Regions from separate parts of the Homo sapiens genome. Here regions 1 and 3 are each linked to region 2. A link is a loop called in an ENCODE intact Hi-C map of the cell type or tissue named here. Cell type or tissue: CD4-positive, alpha-beta T cell. All regions are shown on one strand. Region 1 has its middle 42 kb from the start of ZNF682. Region 2 holds the start of LINC00664 (long intergenic non-protein coding RNA 664). Region 3 has its middle 61 kb from the start of ZNF431.

Region 1 (8,000 bases), 1.5 Mb before region 2:
AAGTAGTCTGTCAAGAGAAAGCAGAGACTCATGAGCATCAATATGGAAAACAGGGCCGGGTGCGGTGGCTCACGCCTGTAATCCCAGCATTTTGGGAGGCCCAGGTAGGTGGATCACGAGGTCAGGAGATCGAGACCATCCTGGCCAACATGGTGAAACCCCGTCTCTACTAAAAGTACAAAAATTAGCTGGGCATGGTGGTGCGTGCCTGTAATTCCAGCTACTTGGGTGACTGAGGCAGGAGAATTGCTTGAACCCCGGAGGCAGAGGTTGCAGTGAGCGAGATTGTGCCACTGCACTCCAGAATGGTGACAGAGCTAGACTCCATCTCAAAAAAAAAAACAAAAAACAAAACAAAACAAAACAAAAAACCAGTGATAATGGTAGTGTGTGCTAGGATTGAGATATCTCCCCAGTATTGTTTTCCCCAAACCTCTTTATTCCCAATTAACCATTTGCTTTGTTGCCTGGGGCATCCAGGTAGTAAGACCATTTGGTATTGACCAAGAGTTGGTATAGAAGTGAAAAATCCCTCTGGTCTCCTTCTGAATAGCTCAGGGGAACCGCTACTAGTTCAGCTAACTGGCTGCTCCCACCCCTTCCTTCATCAGAAATGCTTTTGTTTTTAATAGGATTATAAGCCACAGCCTTCCAGCATTGATTCCCACCAATGTATTTGGTGGATGCATCAGTAAACCAAGCATGTTTCTGATCCTCTGGGCTTAGTTCTTTAAAGGATTTGCCCCATTGGGTGGGGGAGGTTTCCTTCCCTATCTGCAGGACTTGCTCGGTGGTTTCCTGAGCTGGGAGATTTTGTACATCCTTATGTAAAAGTGATACTCACTTTGGTTTTGACTTAGCCTGGTCTTGTATGTACCATGTCCATTTTATGATGCTACTTTCTTGGACATGTCCTATCTGATGGGTTTTGGGGGAACTCAAGTCCCAAGTCATAATAGGAATTTCGGGCCTCATAAAGACATCATGGTTGAAGCAGAGGTGTTCCATTTCCAGCAAAGCCCAATAGCAAGCTAACAATTGCTTCTCGAAAGGGGTATAAGCTTTTCTGGCCTCTGGCAGTTTCTGGGTCCAAAACCTGAAAGGTACCCTCTTCCCATCTTGTTTCTAAGGCTCCAATTAGCCTGTTGATCTAGGACAGTTACTTGCAGTTCTCCTGGCCCATCCTGTATGGACCATAGATCCAGGGCCAGTTGCACCGCTTGTTTATCTTGTTCAGAAGCCATGCTGTCTGTCTCTCCCCAATGAAAGTCATAGTGTTTTCTAGTGGCTGCATGCAGAGGTTGTAAAATATTACTCAAGTGAGGAATATGATGTCTCCAGAATCCAGAGATGTCAATAAATGTCTGGGCCTCCTTTTTAGTGGTAGGGGTTGCAAATTCTAGTATTTTAGCCCCTTTACCTTTTGTAAGATGGACTATATCTCTGCATTCCATAGGATGCCAAGGTATTTTACAGTTTGTGCAGGTCCTTGAATTTTGCTAAGCTTAATTTCCCATCCTTGAGATAGGAGCTGGGTTTTTACCTGCTCCAAGCCCCAGCAAAGTAGTTCTTCAGTTTTAACCTGACCGAGTCATTCTGACAGCTGCTTTTTTTCAGCAATAGGGTGATAGCTTTGAGCCTGATCAGTCAAGATATAGGCCTGGCATTGGGCCAGGGCCAGTCTGGAAATCACACTGGCATTTTCCTTTTCCAACTTACATTTCTCTTATAGCAACCAGCCCGTATCTTGACACATTAACTTATAAGCAGTAAGCAAACACCATCCACTCTGGGAGATCCCTCAGCATCTCCTTTGCTGACTGGAATCTCCTGCAGCACTTCCCGCACAGTCAAAGGTTTAAATTGCACTAATTTAGATTCTCAGTTCTCACAAAGGCCAGTTCCCCTTGACCATTCAGTTGCCAAGGGGGAAAACTGGGGGAGTTCCCATCCTGAGACATGGGAAGTCCCTGAGCCTCCAGCCCCATCCTTCTGGCCAAAAAGCGGCATACTTTTGTTTCCAAATACTGTTTGTGACACCAAAAATGTTCTGTGCAGGAAACCCGCGAGGGGAGAAGAAAAGACCCACACACAATACTTTTAAGGGTAAGAAGTTTTATACCACGTAAATGGCAATGCAGATATAATAAACAAATAATATAATAAGCAAATCAATATAATAAGCAGATTGCAGACATAATAAGCAAATTGCAATGGGAAGAGGAGAATGGAAAAGGTTTACACTCACCAGACTGTATATATTTACACCACCAGACTGGGAAGAAACAACCTGGGCTCCAGAGTCGGCCACTCATCCGCGCACAGATGAGGAGAGGTCTCATGAAGCTTTGGCGCTATCTGGGACCCTAGCTCTTTTGTAATGAGTTTTTTGGCATGAGGCTTAGTCATGAGGGCCTTTTACGAATGGGCTCAAGGAACGCAAAAAGGTCAACTTGTTTTTGTGCTTGACTATTGTTTTTCAATAATGAATGTATAGGAATAGATTGAATTAGAGATTTCTCTGAAACAGCGCGGGATGAATGCCTCAAGGGGCTCACACAACCTGTTCCAGGACTTGGTGACCATTGTTTGTGTCCAGATTCAATTAAGTTCAAATTTAATATTTAACTTTACCTCCATACCAGACTATGGAGGATTCACCACCAGAGTGGGCAGTAACAGGCTGGGCTCCAGAGTTGGCCACCCATCTGTGAACACATGAAGAGGAAAAAAAAAAAAAAGTGAAAAACATTATCCCACAGTTTGCAAAATATATTACATTTAAACAGTTGTAAATACATGAACATAACATCTCAGTCATAATCAAAATTAAGTATCTGACAACACACTCGAAAGTTTGGGAGAAATAGAAAAGTGTTTGTGTCTTCCCCAGGCCCACAGTTCCAGTGCCCTGTGCTCCCTCATTGTCATGGGGTTGCCATGGGCCCCACAGGATATGGGAGGCACAGAGCAGATGGTGGCTGAAGGTGGGGTGTCTTGTGGGACCAGCTTCAAGATCAGAGACCTTGGTTCATTGTATTGAAATCAGCCAGCTCAGGAAAAGAGACCTTGCTGCCTCAAGCTCTATGTCCATCTGCATTAGCGATGTAAGGAGGCTTGAGCACCCATGGGCACACAAACCCATCCCACTCCAATATTTCATCAACTATTGAGGAGTCTGAATCCATGTTCTTGAGGAGCATATGCTTCTGCAGTTACAACCACTATGGAAAACAGTATGGAGATTCCTTAAAGAACTAAAGGTTATCTACCATTTGTTCCAGCAATCTCAGTAATGGCTATCTCCCCAGAGGAAAGGAAGTCATTATATGAAAAAGACACTTGCACATGCATGTTTATAGCAGCACTATTTGCAATTGCAAAAATATGGAACTAGATAAAATGCCCATCAATATTGAGTGGATAAAGAAAATGTGGTACAGGTATACCATGGAATACTACTCAGCCATAAAATGGAACAAAATAATGGCATTCTCAGCAGCCTGGGTGGAGTTGGAGACCATTATTTTAAGTAAAGTAACTCAGAAATGATAAACCAAACATCATGTATTCTCATTTATAAGTGGGAGCTAAGCTATGAGGATGCAAAGGCATAAGAATGATACATGAATTTTCGGGGAGGAAAAATGGGAGTGGGTAAGGGATAAAAGGCTACACACTGGGTAGTGTTTACTGCTCAGATGATGGGTGCGTCAAAATCTCAGAAACCACCACTAAAGAACTTAGCCATGTAACCAAACACCACCCGTTCCCCTAAAACCTATTGAAATTAAAAAAAAGAAAAACCATCCCAATTTCTCATTTTAAAATTGGGAAACTGAGGCCCCAAAAGAGGCTGGAAATTAGAGCCCCTAAATAATAGAAAGCCCTGTGCTCTCCTTCTCCACATGGGCTATTTTTGTCTCCATATTCTCAGATAAGCACACACAGACACACACACAGAAACACTTCTCAGGGAAAGATCATGGAAGCGAGGATAGAGAAGAGGCAGACAGAAACCAGGCATAAGACAAGGAAAAAAAAAAAAACCCAGAATAGTGGCAGCTCTGCTATAAGCCAGTGCATGCACTCCTCTAGCTACGTGTCCAGGGGCACAGAGAATGAGCAGGAGGATCCTCCAGGTTTCCAGGGTTCTCCATCAGCTGGGGTCATCTCCAGGTCAGTTTCAAGAGGACAGGACTGGGGTCCTACTGTCCAACTCTGTAGGTACCTGAAATGGAAATGAGCTATGTCCCCATCTCAGCCTAGCATAGACAATGGCTACAGCAAAGCCTTTTCATACCTCATAAATAAGAGTACTTGAAGTGGGTGACCTCAATGGTTTCACATACCCATAAGTGTCTGCTGGCCTTTGTTCTTCATTGGTGAACCAAGACTCTTTGCTCTGAGACTGCAAAAATGCTTCTACTCCCTGGAAGTCCTTCAGAGTGAGGCATGGTCACCCCAGAGGCATCTTGGGTAGATAAAGCTGAGATAGAGCGAAATGTGCCATATAACTGGACTCTGAGTCTGAAGCCCAGGGAAAATACTAGTTCCTGTTGTGTTCTTGAGATGATCATTTGGAAGTGGTAGAAAACAGTTTCCCTGGATGAGGGGTTGTCCCTCATGAGTAAAGAGCACACCCCAAAAGGTGGAGGCAAAGAGAGGACAACGGAGGCTTCCAAGGTTACTCTTATCGCACTTGGAGCCTCCGGATGCTGCTCCTTTGTCCCCTGGGACCCTGGAGAGCCAGTGTCTTGAGGACCCAAACATAAAAATAGCTTTGTTCTGTGAGGCTCCTGCATGGGGCTGCAGTGCCAGTGATGGCCTCTAGGTGGTGAGAGCCTTCTGGGTTTTTGGTGCCCACTGAGCTTTGCTGGAGCAGCTGGAGCAAAGAAGTCACACCGAGGTCATGCACCTTGAGTTATTATTAACGATCCCCATATTATCAAGTGGTCAAAAGCAGGAAGGAGAATTTGAGATTCCCCCATGCATTCACTTAGCCAGTCTTTCCCTTACACTCACCCTGTGCCAGCTACCCTGGTGGACCCAACATGTGGTACAGAAAATGATTGAATCATACCTGCACCGTACCCTGAGGACCAGTCTGAGGACAGGTGACCAAAAACACTAAAGCAAGTATACGTGAAAGAAAAGAGCAACTGCTATAATATAAAGTAGAATGTTGACAGAAGAGCTGGGAAATCATGACATGGAGTGACCCAAATGCCTCACTGAGATGACATTTATACCATGATGACAATGACAATAGGGAGCCAGCGCTGCAAAAGAATGTGTCAGAAGAAGCCACCCTTAGTAAAGAATCTCACAGGTGTGAGTTGGGCAGAAGTTAGAAAGGGACCACTATGGCCGCAGAGAGCCTGAGACAGAGAAGCAGAAGGATGGAGAATCTTGGGGCCTGGGAGATGAAGCTAGTTATCTGCTTCTTTCTTACAACATTGCCCTGAAACTTAGCACCTTTCAACAACAAATACTATCTCACAATTTGTGGGGACCAGAAACTGGACACAGTTTAGTGGGGTGCCTCTTCCTCAAGGTCTTTAGGAGGCTTAGGCCTCATAAGAAGCTGGACTTCTCAACAGAAGCTGGACTGGGGAAGGATCAGCTTTAAACTCACTCATGTGGAAATTGGCAAGACTTTGTGTGGCCTGAGAGCCCACGTTTCTTCCATCTATTGGCCTGAGCACTCCCTCAGTTCTTTTTATGTGGGTCTGTACATAGAGCATCTCGTAGCATTGGAATTTGCCTTTTCAGTTTGAGGAATACAGTACAGAAATAGATAATTAAACAGAAAAACACAAAAAGAGAGACTGAGGGAGCAAGTAGGAAGAAAATGACAGCTTTTAGAAAAATATATATATAATCTTGAGAGTTATGATTTCTCCCCCTATATTTGCGTGAAAATTCTAACCCTCAGAGTAATGGTACTATGAGGTGGGGCATCATTAAGTCCTGAAGGTGGGGTCCTCATGATTGGGATTACTGGCTTTAAAAAAGATACCCCAGGGGGCTCTCTCCCTCCTTCTGCCAGATGATAAAACCCGAAGTGTGCAGTCTGCAATTCAGGAGAGTCATCACCAGAGCTCAGCCATGCTGACACCCTGATCCCACATTTCCAACCCCTACAAGTGTGAGAAATTAAGTTCTGTTGTTTATAAGCTTCCTAGTCCATGGTTCTTTGGTATGGCAGCCTGAACTGCGACAAAAATGATACCCTATCATTCTGTACTCCATTGGACAGAAGCTGAATTTTTGTCCCCAAAGTGTTGAAACAAAACAAAACAAAACCTATGACTAAAATAAGTTGGGTTTTCCTAATGACAAGAAACAACTTGTTGAAACACTGAAATTTCCTTTGCTTAAGAGATTTTTTAAAAATGGGCTGAAGTTGGTTGGAACTAATATGGCCATCTGAAGCCTGTGAATAATAAGCTTGCTGATGTCAGGACCCAAATTATCATTGCATGTTTCTTTTTCTTTTCTTTCTTTTTTTTTTTTCTTGAGACGGAGTCTCGCTGTTGCCCAGGCTAGAGTGCAATGGCACGATCTCGGCTCACTGCAACCTCTGTCTCCTGGGCTCCAGTGATTCTCCTGCCTCAGCCTTCTGAGTAGCTGAAGTTACAGGTGCACACCACCATACCTGGTTAACTTTTGTATTCTTAGTAGAGATGGGGTTTCACCATGTTGGACAGGCTGGTATCGAACTCCTGGCCTCAAGCAACCCGCCTGCCTCGGCCTCCCAATTGCTGGGGTTACAGGCTTGAGCCACTGCACCCAGCCTACACCATAATTTTTATATGTTTTGTCTTATATACACCTGATAAATTCCCTAGGAGGTAGATGCTAGCATAATCCCCACTGTGTATGGTAGGAGGCTGGGGAAGCCCGAAAATAGACAATGGCTTTTACTGAGTCACAGAAATGGTAAGATAAACAAGGTTCTGACCCAGCTGTCTCTTCTATTATAAAACCAAGGCTGCATTTAGGTCTTCCCAGGGAATTAAGGGGAAGGTGTGATTTCATAATTACATACAAATGGAGGCCTGACATGGGAGAGGAGGCTGAGTAATCAGTAGCCTGGCGGGGCCTCTGGATAGGTCTTATAGTAAGAAGGGGCCCAGTGGAAGGAACCTTGAAGAGTCTAACATACTTCCTTGGTGATGGAACCCAACAGAACTTAGGAAACCAGGACCCCACCTCCTAGAGACAACTCTGTATCCAGCTTCTTTGGTGAGAGATGCTCAAGAGAGTAACATGCTCTTCCATGGTATTCTTACATTTCTGAGTTTTAGCCTTACAAAGGCTCAAAGTAAAAGCCTTCTCCGATAATGCAGATGTCCACTTAGCCCTCATTTCTAATGAGGTGCACCCACAGATAACAGGGCAACCCAGAACAGATCCAGGCCAGTCCTCTCTTGTCGTTTCATCTAGACAGCCCCACACCACCCCCCACTGCCATGTATTGCAGGGGCATCAAGAGGTGAGGGCATTCTTCCTGGACAGAACCAGGTTGTCAAATGTTGAAACTCTTGTGGGTCTGTCATTTTCATACCCAGGTCATGGCTGGCAAAATGGGGACGAAGTTTATCTACTCAGATGTGAATCCCAAGACTTTAAGCTGTCCTCTGGTTTCCTTCCTGGCTGAAGATCTATGCAGATGTTCCTATGTGCCTGATCTGAAGAGCAAAACTTCAATAGAGGAGTCATCTATGGTAAAAACAAGGCAGGCAATCAATCTTTTTTAGCTTGGCTGCTGGGCACTGTTTACAGAGCCGCATTCAGATTAATGAGGAGCTGTTTGATGAGTCTAACTCCTCCATCTCTTTGGAAAAAGAGCAGGTGCCCTACACCACTAACCTTGGCCAGCACTGGGCTGTGGTGAGAGCAGGCACCTAGAGGTCTCTATAGCTAGGAACCTGAGAAGACCAGGACAGGCCCAGGTCCCAGACTGAAATATGGAAACTCTCTGACCTCTGTCC
Region 2 (8,000 bases):
TTTATTCTTTTTGTGGCAACTGTGAATGTGAGTTTGTTCATGATTTGGCTCTCGGCTTGAGTGTTGTTTGTGTATAGGAATGCTGGTAATTTTTGCACATTGATTTTGCATTCTGAGACTTTGCCAAAGTTGTTTATCAGCTTAAGGAGCTTTTGAGCTGAGACTATGGGGTTTTCTATATATAGGATCATGTAATCTGCAAACAAGAATAGTTTGATTTCCTTTCTTCGTATTTGGATGCCCTTTCTTTCTTTCTCTTGCCTGATTACCCAGACCAGAACTTCCAGTACTATGTTGAATAGGAATGATGAGAGACGACATTCTTGTCTCATTCTGGTTTTCAAGGAGAATGCTTCTAGCTTTCGCCCATTCAGTATAATGTTGGCTGTGGGTATGTCATAGATGGCTCTTATCATTTTGAGGTGTCTTTTTTTTCTATACCTAGTTTATTGAGAGTTTTTAACATGAATAGATGTTGAACTGTAATGAAAGTCTTTTCTGCATCTATTGAAATAATCATGTGGTTTTTGCCCCTAGTTCTGTTTCTGTAATGAATCATATTTATTGATTTGGATATGTTGAACCAAACTTGCATCCCAGAGATGAAGCCTACCTGATCATGGTGGATAAGTTTTTTGATTTGCTGCTGAATTTACTTTGCTAGTATTTTGTTGAAGATTTTTACATCAATGTTCATCAAGGATGTTGACATGAAGCTTTCTTTTTTGTTGTATCTTTTTCAGGTTTTCATGTCAAGATGGTTGGTCCTGGCCTCATAGAATGAGTTTAGGGAGAGTCCCTTCTCCTACATTTTTTGGAATAGTTTCAGTAGGAACAGTACCAGCTCTTCTTTGTACATCTGGGAGAATTCAGCTGTGAGTCCACCTGGTCCTGGACTTTTATTGATTGGTAGGCTATTTATTACTGCCTCAATTTCAGAACTCACTATTGTTCTGTTCAGGGATTCAGTTTCTTCCTGGTTCAGTCTTGATAGGGTGTATGCTTCCAGAAATTTTTCCATTTCTTCTAGATTTTCTAGTTCATGTGCATCGACTTGTTCATAATATTCTCTGATGGTTCTCTTCTCTGAGGTCAGTGGTAATATCCCCCTTATTGTTTCTGATTATGTTTATTTGAATCTTCTCTCTCTTCTTATTAGTCTAGCTAGTGGTCTTTTTAGTTATTTTTTCCAAAAAAATACTTCCTGGATTTGTTGGTCTTTTGAATGTGTTTTCATGTCACTGTCTTGTTCAGTGCAGCTCTGATTTTGATTATTTCTTGTTTTCTTCTAGCTTTGGGATTTGTTTGCTTTTGGTTTTCTAGTTCTTTTATTTATTTATTTTATTGTATTTATTTATTTTTTGAGATGGAGTCTCGCTCTGTTGCCCAGGCTGGAGTGCAGTGGTGCAATCTCGGCTCACTGCAACCTCCGCCTCCTAGGTTAAAGCGATTCTCCTGCCTCAGTTTCCCAAGTAGCTGGGATGGACTACAGGGATGTGCCACCACACCTGGCTAATTTTTTGTATTTTTAGTAGAGATGGGGTTTCACCATGTTAGCCAGGATGGTCTCGATCTCCTGACCTTGTGATCCGCCCGCCTCGGCCTCCCAAAGTGCTAGGTTTACAGGCGTGAGCCACCGTGCCTGGCCTTGTTCTCTAGATCTTTTAGTTGTGATGTTATGTTGTTAACTTGAGATCTTCCTAACTTTTTGATGTGAGGCTTTAGTGTCAGAATGTAGTGAGATCAGATGTATTAAGTAAGGCCAGGCGTGGTGGCCGATTCCTGCAATCCCTACACTTCTGGAGGCCAACACGGGAGAATCACTTGAGCCCAGGAGTTTGAGACCAGACTGGGAAACATGTGGAAAACTTGTCTGTACCGAAAATACAAAAATTAGCCAGGTGTGCCAGCACACACCTGTGATTTCAGCTACTTGGGAGGCTGAGGTGGGAGGATCATCTAAGTCTGGGGAGGTTGAGGCTGCAGTAAGCCATGATGGTGCCACTGCACTCCAGCCTGGGTGACAGAGTGAGACCCTGTCAAAAACAAACAAGCAAGCAACAGATATTTTATGCCCTTCTCTGGGTAGGAAGCAAAATGAACAGAACTCAGCATTTTAAAATTTAAATTTTATTTTTGAATTTTAATCTATTTATTTATGTATTTTGAGATCAGGTTATGAAACTGGCTAATTTTTGTATTTTGGGTTGAGATGATGTTTTACCATGTTGCCCAGGATGGTCTCGAACTCCTGGGATGAAGCGATGCACCTGCCTTGGCCTCCTAAAGTACTGGGATTACAGGCGTGATTCATTGCCAGGTTGCAATTTTTTTTTTAATCTCTTGTCTTTCTGAGAGTTTCGTGGCAGAGAGTTTGGTTCATTTAAGTTCATTCTAAATAGACATTTAGGACGTTAACTTCTGGCCTCATGGACTCTGAGGTTACAAGTCCCCTGGTCTATCACAGGACCATACACATAAGAAATAAAAAAAAATCGGCTGGGCGTGGTGGCTCACGCCTGTAATCCCAACACTTTGGGAGACTGAGGCGGCTGGATCACCTGAGGTCAGGAGTTTGAGACCAGCCTGGCCAACATGGCGAAACCCCGTGTCTACTAACAATAAAAAATTAGCCGGGCGAGGTGGTGCGTGCCTGTAATACCAGTTCCTCAGGAGGTTGAGGTACTAGAATCGCTTGAACCCGGGAGGCGGAGATGGCAGTGAGCCAAGATTGCCCCACTGCACTCTAGCCTGGGTGACAAAGCAAGACTCCGTCTCAAAAAAAAAAAAAAAAGACTCCAATCAAAAAGCAAATAAGTAAATAAACAAACATAACGTTTATAATAAGTAATTGTGTTACAAAGAAATATAGTTATGTCCCCTAAACCAAGGTCTCACAGAAAAGGAAGCCTGTGCACAGACTGGGTCAACTGTGTCTTCTCTACTGTCCCTACCTCAAAGTTGGCTTCTTCCTTGTTGCCTAGAAAATCGTCGCCCTGACTGGGTATGATTGTTCTTTGATCAGTATATGCATATATATGTATTTTTTCATTCTTTCCTGGCTGATTATTGCGTGGGTGGTTGTTTGGCGCCTCCTAGCGGCCGGCTAGCAGTACAGGCCTCCTCCAGAGGCCGCTTGGGCTGACGGCACGGCTTGTGGCCCACAGGGGCGGCCACCTTTCTAGAGTTCTCTTGTCCTCTGGAGCTCCAGTGGCAGCTGCCGAGGGAGGGACAGCCCCCGCTGTGAGCTGAGCAGAGCTCGGGAGTCCTGCAGACTTCAGCAGAACAGTCCCGATGGTGCCAGAGCTCTGGCGCGTCCCTTGTGAGTCATAGCTCTGGCGTGTAGGGCTGTGGAGGGGAGGCTGTTACCGTGCTCCCGGCATGAGCTTAGTGTGGGGCTGCCCGGGCTGGTCCCCAGCTCACCGCAGCTGCGGAGGCCCGACCCTCGGAACCCACCAGGCATGATGCAGGGGGCCGGGGACACCCCCCAGGCCCGGTTGCGGGCCCATGTGTGTCCTGGCCGTTTGAGGCTCTGGCCGATTTCTTTTCCCAAGTCCCCATGGAGAATCAGGGACCGTCCTGTGCCATCTTCCGAGAGCCTGGAAGGGTCCGCCCGTGGGCTTTCCGAGCGCCGAAGGGGCCACATGCTGCTCTGAGGGTGCCGCAGGTTCGTGGGGCTCCCTTGCTTGGTGTCCACCCCCTCTGGTTTCCTCCTCTTCCCACCCTGCGGGTGGCTCGTCGCCCTGGCTGGGACGCCGCTGTGGGAGCGTGGTGGGATGGCTGAGGCGCGGGCGTCAGAGGGTGTGGCCCGGCAGCCCCCGTTTCAGGGGTGGCTGTGTGGTCTGGAAGTGGCGGTCCAGGTCCTGGGCCTCTCCCACTCAGCAGCGGGGAGGAGGGGTCGGCGGGGAGTAGGGGCCGGTCGCCCCCCCTTGAGCTCTTCCCCGTCTTAGTGGACCAGCAGACAGTGTGGGAGAGCGCTGGGAAGGAAGGTTGGCGGAGTTATACTCCAGACGGACGGGCTCAGGCCCCGCGCGCCACACTCGGCCACACTTGGCGCGTAGTGTGGACCCGGTGGGCCTCTGCCCTCGCCACCGGCTGGCTTCTCTGTCCAGCCGCTGGGTCGACCAGATGTCAGCCCCAAGGTTAGGGTTTGGCCTCCAGCTTGAGATGTTTAAGACGGACTAGATAGCTCTCGCCCGCGGCAGTACCGCTTAGGTCCAGCAGAGGGTGCGATTACGGCTCACGCGCCCTCCACCTGCCCGGACTCACCCAGGTCATCCTCCCTTTTCTTTTTTCTTTTCTTTTCTCTCTTCTCTTCTCTTCTCTTCTCTTCTCTTCTCTTCTCTTCTCTTCTCTTCTCTTCTCTTCTCTTCTCTTCTCTTTCTCTTTCTGTCTGTTTTTCTTTCTTTGAGTTTTCGCTCTTGTTGCCCAGGCTGGGGTGCAATGGGGCAATCTCGGCTTACTGCAACCTCCACCTCCCGAGTTCAAGCGATTCTCCCGCCTCAGCCTCCTGAGTAGCTGGGATTACAGGCGTGCGCCACCACACCCAGCTAATTTTGTATTTGTAGTAGAGATGGGGTCTCCATGTTGGTCAGGCTGGTCTGGAACTCCCGACCTCAGGTGATTCGTCCACCTTGGCCTCCCAAAGCACTGGGATTACAGGTGTGAGCCACCATGCCCGGCCCCATCCTCCTGTTTCTGCCTCCAGAGTAGCTGAGGCTCGGGATCTTTCTGGGTTTTTTTTTCTTTTTTTCTAGCCCCACTTTGAGTTTGTTTCCACGGTACATTGAGTTACTATTGTTTTGTTTTGTTTTGTTTTCTCTCTTAAGCACCTTCCTGCACACTGAAGTTGCTGTTTTAAATTTCTTCTTTCATACGTGTGTGTGTGTGTGTGTGTGTGTGTATGTTTTTTTAAATGAGGTCTTCTTAGTCACCCAGGCTGAAGTGCAGGTGTGTGATCACAGCTCACTGCAGCCTGGACCTCCTTGGGCTCAGGGGATCCTCCGTCTTAGTTCTCCCAGTAGCTGGTACTACAGTCACGTACCACCACACTGGCTCTTTATTTTGCATTTTTTACTTTTTATTTTTGTAGAAATGAGGTTCTGCCATGTTTCTCAGACTGGTCTCGAACTCCTGTGATCAAGCAATCCACCAGCCTTGACCTCCCAAAGTGCTGGGATTACAGGCATGCACCATCCTGCCTGGCTGGCTGGCTATCTATCTATCTATCTGTCTATCATCTCTCTCTGTCTGTCCAGCTCTGTCTATCTGGCTGGCTCTGTCTCTGTCTTTCTGATCTATCTATCTATCATCTTTTTTTTTTTTTTTTTTTTTTTTTTGAGACAATCTCACACTGTCACCCAGGCTGGAGTGCAGTGGCATGATCTCAGCTCACTGCAACCTCCACCTCCTGGGTTCAAGTGATTCTCCTGCCTCAGCCTCCCGAGTAGCTGGGACTACAGGTGTGCGCCACCACGCCCAGCTAATTTTTGTGTTTTTAGTAGAGATGGGGTTTTACAATGTTGGCCAGGATGATCTCGATCTCTTGACCTTGTGATCCGCCCACCTCAGCCTCCCAAAGTTCTGGGATTACAGGCGTGAGCCACTGGCACCCAGCCTGTATCATCTTTTTAGTAGAGATGTGATCTTGCTATGTTGTCCATGCTCTGGATATATATTTCTTTTTTAACTTTAATTATTATTTTTTAATAGAGATGCTGTCTCACCATGTTGGCCCCGGATAGTCTTGGACTCCTGGGTTCCAGGTATCCTCCGTGGCCTCCAAAAGTGCTGGGATTACAGGTGTGAGCCACTGTGCACGGTCTGGTCATGTTTTTGATGTGTTGATTCTTTCCAGTCCAGATGCATAATCTCATGTCTGAACATTCCTGCTGGTGTCATTATGACATATGACTTTACCCAGCACCAGAGTGATTTGGTGCCCCTGCCCTGGCCTAGCCCATGGAAGGGATTGTGACATATCCCTGGACCCAGTACCGAGGTGGTGTGACTATTCTACTGCCTTGGCACTACCCACAGGGGACATTTTGACATCACTACATCTTGTACCCAGGTGGTGTGAATCTTCTCTCCAGCCTTGGCTCTTCCACAGGGGACATTGTGTCATATGGCTGGGCCCCACACATAGGTTATATGACTCTCCTGCCTGTGCCCTGCCCATGTGGGCCACTGTGACTTTTGCTGAGTCCAACACCCAGGTGATGTAACTCTACTGCCTAGGTCCTGCCTACAGAAGATCTTGTGACATATCCCTGCACCCATCACACAGGTAATATGGCTCTCTTCTCCTGCCTGGCTCCTGCTTACAGAAGGGATTGTGATGTATTACTGGGCTCAGCACCTAGCTCACATGACTCTCTGCCTCTTTCTTTCTAGGTTCTGCCCAAAGAGGATATTGTGACATGTCACTGGGCCTAATACTATGCTGACATACTCTTTTTTTTTTTTTTTTTTTTTTTTATTGATCATTCTTGGGTGTTTCTCGCAGAGGGGGATTTGGCAGGGTCATAGGACAATAGTGGAGGGAAGGTCAGCAGATAAACAAGTGAACAAAGGTCTCTGGTTTTCCTAGGCAGAGGACCCTGTGGCCTTCCGCAGTGTTTGTGTCCCTGGGTACTTGAGATTAGGGAGTGGTGATGACTCTTAACGAGCATGCTGCCTTCAAGCATCTGTTTAACAAAGCACATCTTGCACCGCCCTTAATCCATTTAACCCTGAGTGGACACAGCACATGTTTCAGAGAGCACAGAGTTGGGGGTAAGGTCATAGATCAACAGGATCCCAAGGCAGAAGAATTTTTCTTAGTACAGAGCAAAATGAAAAGTCTCCCATGTCTAATTCTTTCTACACAGACACAGCAACCATCTGATTTCTCAATCTTTTCCCCACCTTTCCCCCTTTTCTATTCCACAAAACCGCCATTGTCGTCATGGCCCATTCTCAATGAGCTGTTGGGTACACCTCCCAGACGGGGTGGTGGCCGGGCAGAGGGGCTCCTCACTTCCCAGTAGGGGCGGCCGGGCAGAGGCGCCCCTCACCTCCCGGACGGGGCGGCTGGCCTGGCGGGGGCTGACCCCCACCTCCCTCCCGGACAGTGTGGCTGCTGGGCGGAGACGCTCCTCACCTCCCAGACGGGGTGGCTGCCGGGCGGAGGGGCTCCTCACTTCTCAGACGGGGAGGCTGCCGGGCGGAGGGGCTCCTCACTTCTCAGACGGGGCGGTTGCCAGGCAGAGGGTCTCCTCACTTCTCAGACAGGGCGGCCGGGCAGAGACGCTCCTCACCTCCCAGACGGGGTCGCGGCCGGGCAGAGGCGCTCCTCACATCCTAGACGGGATGACGGCTGGGCAGAGACGCTCCTCACTTTCCAGACTGGGCAGCCAGGCAGAGGGGCTCCTCACATCCCAGACGATGGGCGGCCAGGCAGAGATGCGCCTCTCTTCCCAGACGGTGTGGCGGCCAGGCAGAGGCTGCAATCTCTGCACTTTGGGAGGCCAAGGCAGGCGGCTGGGAGGTGGAGGTTGCAGCGAGCCGAGATCACGCCACTGCACTCCAGCCTGGGCACCATTGAGCACTGAGTGAACGAGACTCTGTCTGCAATCCCGGCACCTCGGGAGGCCGAGGGTGGCGGATCACTGGCGGTTAGGAGCTGGAGACCAGCCCGGCCAACACAGCGAAACCCCGTCTCCACCAAAAAAACACGAAAACTAGTCAGGCGTGGCGGCACGCGCCTGGAATCGCAGGCACTCGGCAGGCTGAGGCAGGAGAATCAGGCAGGGAGGTTGCAGTGAGCCGAGATGGCAGCAGTCTATGCTGACATACTCTTATGCCTTGACACTGCCCCTAGAAGGCATGGTGATTGATTGCTGGGCCCAGAACCAATGTGATGTGAGTCTCCTGCCTGGACCCTGCCTACAAGGTGCATTGTGACATATCTCTGGGACCTTTAACTATTTTATGTGACTCTCCTCTCTTACCTGGAT
Region 3 (8,000 bases), 280 kb before region 2:
GGCCTGGAATTGTGAGGTTGGATGCATTTGAGTCCATCTAGTCTTTTTGACAATTAGTAGTGGAATTCCAAGGCCTGCTCTTTTTCTATGAACTCATAATAGTGCTGTCTGTCCTGTAGAACAAAAAGGTAGCTCTGGCTTTAAGACAGTAAAATTTAAAGGATTGCATGTTCTTGTCTTACAATCTGGTTTGTTTGACATACCACTTAGCAGAGCAGTCCTTCCTGAATAAAGGTGTTGGAGCTGTATTTGTGTAGACCATGGAATGTTACAGTCTGAGCATCTGATTTGTGGTTCTCCATACAGATGTTTAGGACTGCTGCTAAGCCTCTCTTGTGTCAAACCACTGCAGACTCCTTCTGTTTTTTTTAGGATTTGAACATATGCAGCATGGCAGGCATCAAAGTACAAGGAAATAGGCTCTTTATAGGAGGGAGGGGCTTCTTTGGTTCAAGCTATAAGCTCTCCTTCTTTTTCTCCCTCTGATTTAATATGTACCTCAAACCAGAATTCATAGGGTAAGAGCTTAGGGTCATAACATAAATATAGCTGATTATTTCCTGGGTCACAGACTGAATAGGTGGTCTGGTTGTATGTGCAGGTTCCTAACTTGGTTCCTGTACATTCATAGTAGGTATGGTACAGTAGAGTTTTAACTATGGTATTCGTTACCCAGGTAGTATGTACACAGTGTGAGCATCCTTCTAGAGATTTCTCCCCTTTTAGTATAGGCAGAAATGGTAACAACATCAGTGTATGTAATAGAAACATGCTTATACTACACATGTGCATGGCAAACCTTCCTCTGGGCATAGATATTTGCTGTAATAACATAACAACAGAACAATCAGTATTGACAGAATTATAACTAGGCTTATAAATTGTATCCACATTTACTTATCTGGAGATGGTCCTCTTAGCTTCAGCTGTGCATAGACTAGTCAGCTTCTGGGATGTGACTAGAGTAGAGCTTGCAGGATCCTCAAGCTTCAGCCACGCGTAGACTGACCAGCTTCCACTGTGATCAGAGCAGGGCAGTTGTCCTTCTTACTGGTGGTTGCGTTTCGCCGTAGGACTATTCAGGCGGGGTGATCTGTGTCTTGTTGGCTAATTCATTGGTCATTGTCAGGAGTCACTGCTGCCACTGGTTTCGGCTGGCTATGGTGAATCGAAGGTGTGACACCTGCGACTTTAACAGCAGTGGGAGTAGACATAATTACAATATGGGGCCCATCCCATAAGGGCCCCAGGGTTGTTGGATTCCACCTTTTAACCCAGACAGAGTCTCCTGGCTTATGTGGATGCACTACATCTCTTAGACTTATAAGTATCCTTTCCCTTACCCAGCCTTTTACCTCCTGCATTGCCACTCCTCAAGCCTGCATCTGTGTTCTAAGGGTTAGCTCTCCTAACTCCTTTAAATGCCCTCTAATTTGATTAATGATTGCGGGTGGCCTTCTGAACAATATTTCATAGGGCAAGTACCCAGTTTGTTTTGTAGGTGTACACCTCACCTGGAGGAGGACCATGGGCAAGACCTGATCCCATCATAAGTGAGTTTACTGGCAAAATTTTTTAGTAGCTGTTTGAGTGTCTGATTCATCCGTTCCACCTTCTCTGAACTCTTTGGTCAGTAGGCTGTGTGCAATTTCCATTTGATCTTTAAAAGTTGAGTCAACTGTTGTACTACTTCTGCCGCAAATGCAGGACCATTGTCTGATCCTAGGGTTAAAGGCAACCCAAACCTTGATATTGATGTCTTTTAGTAGCACCTTTGTCACCTCTTGTGCCTTTTCAGTTCTGATGGGGAAGGCCTCAACTCACCCCGAGAAGGTGAAACAAACACTAGCATATACCAGTAACCTCCTGCTCAAGGCAACTCGGTAAGGTCTACAAGCAGGTTCTCACAAGGCACAGCTCCCATTTCCTGAATTTCTGGGGGTCGAGTAGGTCCTTGTTTTGGATTAGATATTGTTCGCAGGATAGACATTGTTCGCAAACAGCACGGGTGATGGCAGAGAGCCGTGGCACATAGAAGTGTTGACCTATCAAAGTCTCTAGGGCCGTGCTTCCAGCATGTGTTCCTTGATGGATCTGCTTCACAAACCTTGGGGCTATTGTCTCTGGGACAGCTAGCCTCCCATCAGAGAACAGCCACCATCCACCTTTAATATATTTTCCTGTTTCCTGGCCAAACCAAGCTTTTTCAATTGAAGAGTAATTGGGTACCTCTGGCAAAGGGGGCTCTACAAAGAGAGGCATTGCTAGAGTTATTTCTTCAGGTAAAACCTTGCTCATTGCTGCCCACCTAACTTCTTGGTCTGCCCTCCTGTTGCCCTGTGCCTCATAGCTTTTCCTAATTTGGTGTCCTTTGCAATGAATGAGAGCCACCTTCTCTGGAGCCCATATGGCTTCTAATAATTGCAAAATTTCCTCTTTATTTTGTATTTCTTTTCCTTCAGTAGTCAGAAGTCCTCTCTATTGTATATTGCCCCATGGGTGTGCAGGGTTGCAAAAGCACAGTTTGAGTCAGTATATATGTTTACTTTTTCCCCTTGGCCAATAACAGTGCTCTGGATAATGCTATTATTAATTCAGCCTTCTGAGCAGAAGTCCCAGAAGTTAAGGCTTGAGCCTCGACCACCGAGCGTTGGGTCACTACTGTATACCCTGCATATCGCACCCCATTTGTTATGAAACTGCTACCATCAGTGAAGTATTCAACATCTGGGCTCTCCAAGGGGGTATCCCTTAGTTCTTCCTAGCTCGAGAACATTTTGTCCACTGAATACAGTGCAACAGTGGGGAAGGTCCTGCCAGCAGTGAGGCAACCCACCATTCTTCAAAGTGGGCTCCTCCACAGGCAGCAGGGTAGCTGGGTTCAAGAAATTTACAGTCTGTAGTGTTATCTGGAAATTTTACACAGAAAACTTTGACACTTTAGCATTCTAAAGTTGGACAGGCAACGATGTCCTCTTTGGTCCATTAAGGAGACTACAGCATGTGGCACCCCAATTTTTAACTTCTGTCCTAGGGCTAGCTTGTTGGCATCTTCTATGAGGATTGCAGTAGCTGCCAATGCCCTGAGGCAGTGGTGCCAACCTAAGGCCACCTAGTCCAGTCTTTTGGATAAGTATGCTACCAGCCAATGTAAAGAGCCCAACAACTGAGTTAAGACTCCGACTGCCATTCCCTTTCGTTCATCCACATACAAAAGAAGGGTTTTTCTTACATCTGGCAACCCACATACTGAGGCCTGGATGAGAGCTTCCTTTATATCCTTGAAGGTCTTTTCTTGTTCCTTTTCCCATAGGAGGGGCTCTCTTTCCCTACCTCTGGTAGCCTCATGTAAGGGCCTTGCTATAAGGGAGAAGTTTGAAATCCAGATTCGGCAAAATCTCACCACCCCTAGAAATTCCCTGACCTGCTGCCGCCTTGTAACTGGGTGGACAATGCACATACAGCCTCCTTGCGTGCACTTCCAAGCCTGCATTGGCCTTGGGATACTATGAATCCTAGATATGCAACCTCCCAAAAACAGACTTCTGCCTTGTCCTTGAACACTTTATAACCAGCTTCACACAGCAGGTCGAAGCCTCTCTGTTCCTTGGAGGCATTCCTCCCTCTTAGGGGCAGTTAATAGCAAGTCATCAATGTATTGTAATAGCACAGAATTGTCACTAGACGGCGCAATAGCCTCAAGGTCGGTAGCCAAAGCCTCCTTGAAGATAGTGGGAGAATTCTTAAACCCTTGTGGCAGCCTTCTCCGGGTATACTGCGATTGCCCCCACTGGAAGGCAAATATAGGCTGACTTTGGGGAACAAGCCTCAAGCAAAAGAAAGCATCCTTTAAGTCCAGACATGTGAACCCCGCGGCCTCAGCAGGAATATGTCACAACATTGTGTATGGGTTGGGTACTGTGGCATGGATAGTGGCAGTGGTCTTGTTTACCACCTGGAGGTCCTACACTGGCCTGTATTCACCATTTGGCTTGAGCACGGGCAGCAGAGGAGTATTCCAAGAGGACTTGTATTTCACTATAATCTCATGTTCATAGAGCTGATTTACATGTTTTGTTATGCCTTCAGTTGCCTCTCTGGGTAATGGGTATTAACGGACTCATACCAGGGTAGCATGAGGGTTAAGCTCTACTACCACCGGGGGTCTGTTTAGAACAAGTCCGGGGGGGTTGTCCTCAGCCCATACACCTGGTACCTTGAAAAGCATTCCCCACGTATTGTGTAGGTCCAGCTCCAGCAGCCTCCTGGTACACAGTTCATAGAGCCGCCATTCCTCAGCTATTAGGAGAGCTAGAGTCAATACCATTGCCTTTGGCTTCCCTACCTCCAGGGTCATATTCCCATTAGGTGTAAAGGAAATTTGTGCCTGTATAGTTTCTGGAGTAAGTCTCTCCCCAACAAGGGCACTGGACAATTTGGCATATATAGAAACTCATGCTGCACTTCTTGTCCTCCAATAACACATCTCCTGGATTTGCAAAAAGGTCCCTTTTCTTTGGCCCCAGTAGCCCTTACAATAGTAGCACAGTTCTTTGTGGGGGGGCTAATTGGGTGAGTTACCACAGAGAAATCAGCTCTAGTGTTGACCAAAAAATCCATTGATCAGCCCCCTATTTCCATAGAAACCATAGCCACCCCCCGACCCCAGGGCCTAAAAAGATGGAACGCGGTCTCTCAGTCCTCAAAATTCTTGGCCCCTGCTAAGCCAATCAGATCAGGATCTGCCTTTGAGGCACCATTACTAGCAACAGAACGCCGCACTCGGGTGTTAGACTATTGACCATCATCTCCATCCTTTGCCTTTTTGGGACACTCATCTTTCCAGTGGCCTATTTGCCTGCACTTTGCACATTGGTTCCTGTCCAAAGGGGACAGGCTTTCCTCTCCCAGTCATGTCTGCCCTCTTCCTCAGCCTCTGCTTTGACCACGCCCTCTAGCAAATCCAGGTTTACTTTCTGCTAGTGAAGCAGCTGTAAATTGAACCGTGTCTTTATTTCTGTTTCTGGTTTTTCTTTCTTCCTTTCTCTCTGCCTCTTCTTCCCAGTTTATGTATACTTTGTTTGCTATTTCCAGGAGTTCACTAGTATTTTTCCCTGCAAAGCCTTCCAGCTGCTGAAGCTTTTGTCTTATGTCTCCCTGTGCTTGCCTGACAAAGGTCATATTTATCATGTGTTGGTTTTCAGGAGCCTTTGGAATAATTGGAGTGTACAGCCTATATGCCTCACAAAGCCTTTCAAAGAATGCACTTGGGCTTTCATCAGGCTTTTGGCGCATTTCTGACATTTTACTCATATTCATTGCCTGCCTTCCTCCTGCTTTTATCCCATTCAGGAGTGCCTTTCTATATAGCCGCAGCCATTCCATGTCCCTTGCCTCATTTGGGTCCCAGTTAGGGTCCTCATTTGGGTAACGCTCCAAGGCAAACTGGCATGGGTTAGGGATGGCCTCTGGGGCTTCCCCTTCTAACCAGCTGAGAGCTGCCTGATTAACTCTCCTACACTTCTCTGTATTAAATAAAGTTAGCAAAAGCTGTTGACAATCCGGCCAGGTCAGGTTATGTGTTATAATAAAAGCATTCACCAAATCAATGAGAGCCTGAGGCTTTTCTGTACAGGAGGGGTATGCTGTTTCCAATTTAAGAGATCAGTAGTGGAGAAAGGCTGATAAACATAAAGCCTAGGGTTACCTTGTATCTGCCCCTGGTCATCATAAACTTGTGTCCTTGTCTCTTGAATTGGCATCTGCAAAGCCCATGGTAGGCCTTAGTGGAGGCACCTAGCTGCCTCACCCTGTCCATCTTCCCTGTTTTTATCTAATAGGGGCTTCTTTTTCTCTGGGTGGGGGAGACTGAGCCTCACTTTCCTCTGAATCCGACTCTCCAGATGCTCCTGACTCTGCCTCCTGCCTTACTCTGGCCAAAGATGGGTAGACTGGCACATATGGGGGTGGACATTCCCTTTCCTCAGGTGGGACCTGAAGAACTGGTTTCAGCTGAGGCTTTGGGGATTCCTTTTCCTAGGAGACACTAGAAGCTTTAGGTTTCTCTGTTTTACTTTGGTTGTGCTGCCTGAGCCACTAATGCCTTGCAATATCCCTCTAGGCAGGGCTGTCACCACTTGGGGCGAGTTTGCACCACATTGAGCCAAGAGTCTATATAGGGAAACTGGTCTGGGTATCCTGGTTGTCCTGCAACTCCAGTGACCACCTTAAACACACGGCCAATTAATTCCCTGTCTATTGTACCTTTAGAGGGCCACCCCATATTGAAAGCAGGCCCATCTATCTCACAGTATGTCCTTAACCTTTGAGCAACAAGTTTCATCCCATAATCACCTCTAAATCCTTTTTTAAAATTCTTTATCATGCACTCCAAAGGAGTTGGTTTCAATGCTTTCCCTCTCATTTCCTCCCTTGCAGTGCACTTTCACTCTCACTTTCACTCACAGGTCCACCAGACCAGGTCCTATTATGAGAGTTTTGGATGCTGCTTAGTCAGGAACATGCCTTCCCCTGTCACAGCCTGCTGCAGCTGTGAAGCTGGTCCTTTCAGCCGTATGCAGCATCCTAGGTCTGATGTCCCCTGCACTCATGTCAGAGCACACAGCCCATGCTAAGGGATCTCTGCCTCCCCATGTCACTCCCCGCACTGGCCTCTCCTGAGACCATCTCTTTCACACACTTTCACACACCTCCCCTGCCCCAAGATTCCTCACTGGATGAAACTAGCCTGTCTCATGTCCTGGGTGAGCCTCTCTCATGTCCTGGGTATGTTCACGTGCACCCTCAACACTCCCAGTTGGGGTGGCAAGCCACTCTTGCCACCCTGCCAGCAAGCTCTACCTTGCTGCACTTGCTGCTCTATTGGCCCATTTCCTCATTTTTTTCCAGTTCCAGTGTTAGTGGGGACTTGAGGTGCATCCAAATTGGCAAGCCACTCCTGATGCCCCCAGCCACTCTGGGTTGGATTAGTGTTCATTCTCCGGGAGGTGATCAAGCTCCCCTTCATCCTCATGGGATGGGCTTTGCTGCCTTGGGCACTTTCTCTTTACTGCAGTTCCTGAAGTGCTGGTATCATCCTGCAGCCCCATTCCCAGTTCCATTGCACTGCCAGGCAGGGTGTCAGAATATGGGGAGAGCTGGTTTCTATCCAGTTGAAGCTCCCCTGTGGTGTGCCTTGGATGCTGGGTCTCTCCTAGCCCCAGAGCTCTAGTCTCACAGGCAAAGGAGACAGTAAATCTGTCATCTCCAACCCCAGGCAAGCCCCCCACCCCCAAGAAATGTAGTGGGATTTTTAAGGAATCAGAGAGACCATTGGGGTTCAGGAGGATATTCATTAATTATTTAGGTGCACCAGCCGTCGGATTAACATCCAAAGGACTGAGCCCTGAACAAAGAGTTAAGTTACCTTTTAAGCATTTAGTGGGGTGGGGGGAGATCTCTGCAGAGGGAAGCATACTACAGAAGTGAGAAACAAAGCCAGTTATTCAATTGAGGTATGCATTACATCATTTCTTACTTTTCAAGGAGAAACATGTTTTGTGACTTGAGTTTGTCTGTCTAGTGACCTTGCAGCTGCACAGCAAGGGAATCAGGGTCTTCACAATGCTTGGGAAAGGAGGAGAGATAAGGCTCACTAACCACTGAAAAACAGGCAGTTAATTTTTAAAGGACTCCAGCTCTTTCTGTTTCTCAGGAGGAATTGGGTTTTCTTACATACAACTGAGTTTCTGCTTACACACTCTTTAATTTCTTTTAATTCCTGTTCCAAAAACAGGGGGAGTGCCCAGGTTGTTCACACTCTTCCATCACTGCATGCTGGGTTCCTGGTATATGCATTGTGTAAACATTCATCAAGCTGTTCTTTTATAATGTATGGATATTTTGTGTGAAATTAAAAACATACCTTTTTGATTTTTTATTTATCCTTTTTTATTTCTTCTTCAGTCACTTTTTGACACATACTTTTCTGGAAAAATAAT

The links. Peaks named below come from ENCODE experiments on the same cell type or tissue, not always from the same donor. Only the 100,000 strongest peaks of a DNase experiment are listed, where the experiment ranks them.
Region 1: it touches region 2 in a loop (12-fold over the local background); 3 of 110 quality-filtered maps call a loop at or near these places.
Region 3: a loop joins it to region 2, with 12 times the contacts of the local background. A loop is called at or near these places in 53 of 110 quality-filtered maps.

The regions. Positions count from the first base shown.
Region 1 is chr19:19,993,033-20,001,032 of GRCh38, forward strand. It overlaps the pseudogene BNIP3P12 and a transcript of ZNF682 not described here. Among named protein-coding and RNA genes, the nearest start is that of ZNF682, 42 kb to the right of the region's middle. In CD4-positive, alpha-beta T cell, a CTCF peak has its summit at 4,853 (motif pointing right); a DNase peak (open chromatin) is centred at 4,829.
Region 2 is chr19:21,479,865-21,487,864 of GRCh38, forward strand. LINC00664 (long intergenic non-protein coding RNA 664) reads left to right here and starts at 3,851. Exons shown (of 11, transcript NR_037194.1): 1 at 3,851-4,142; 2 at 6,241-6,289. In CD4-positive, alpha-beta T cell, CTCF peaks have their summits at 3,094 (motif pointing left), 4,214 (motif pointing right) and 4,413; DNase peaks (open chromatin) are centred at 3,117 and 4,207; H3K4me3 peaks cover 1,028 bases.
Region 3 is chr19:21,199,386-21,207,385 of GRCh38, forward strand. No RefSeq gene overlaps it. Among named protein-coding and RNA genes, the nearest start is that of ZNF431, 61 kb to the left of the region's middle. In CD4-positive, alpha-beta T cell, CTCF peaks have their summits at 3,677 (motif pointing right) and 3,885; a DNase peak (open chromatin) is centred at 3,686.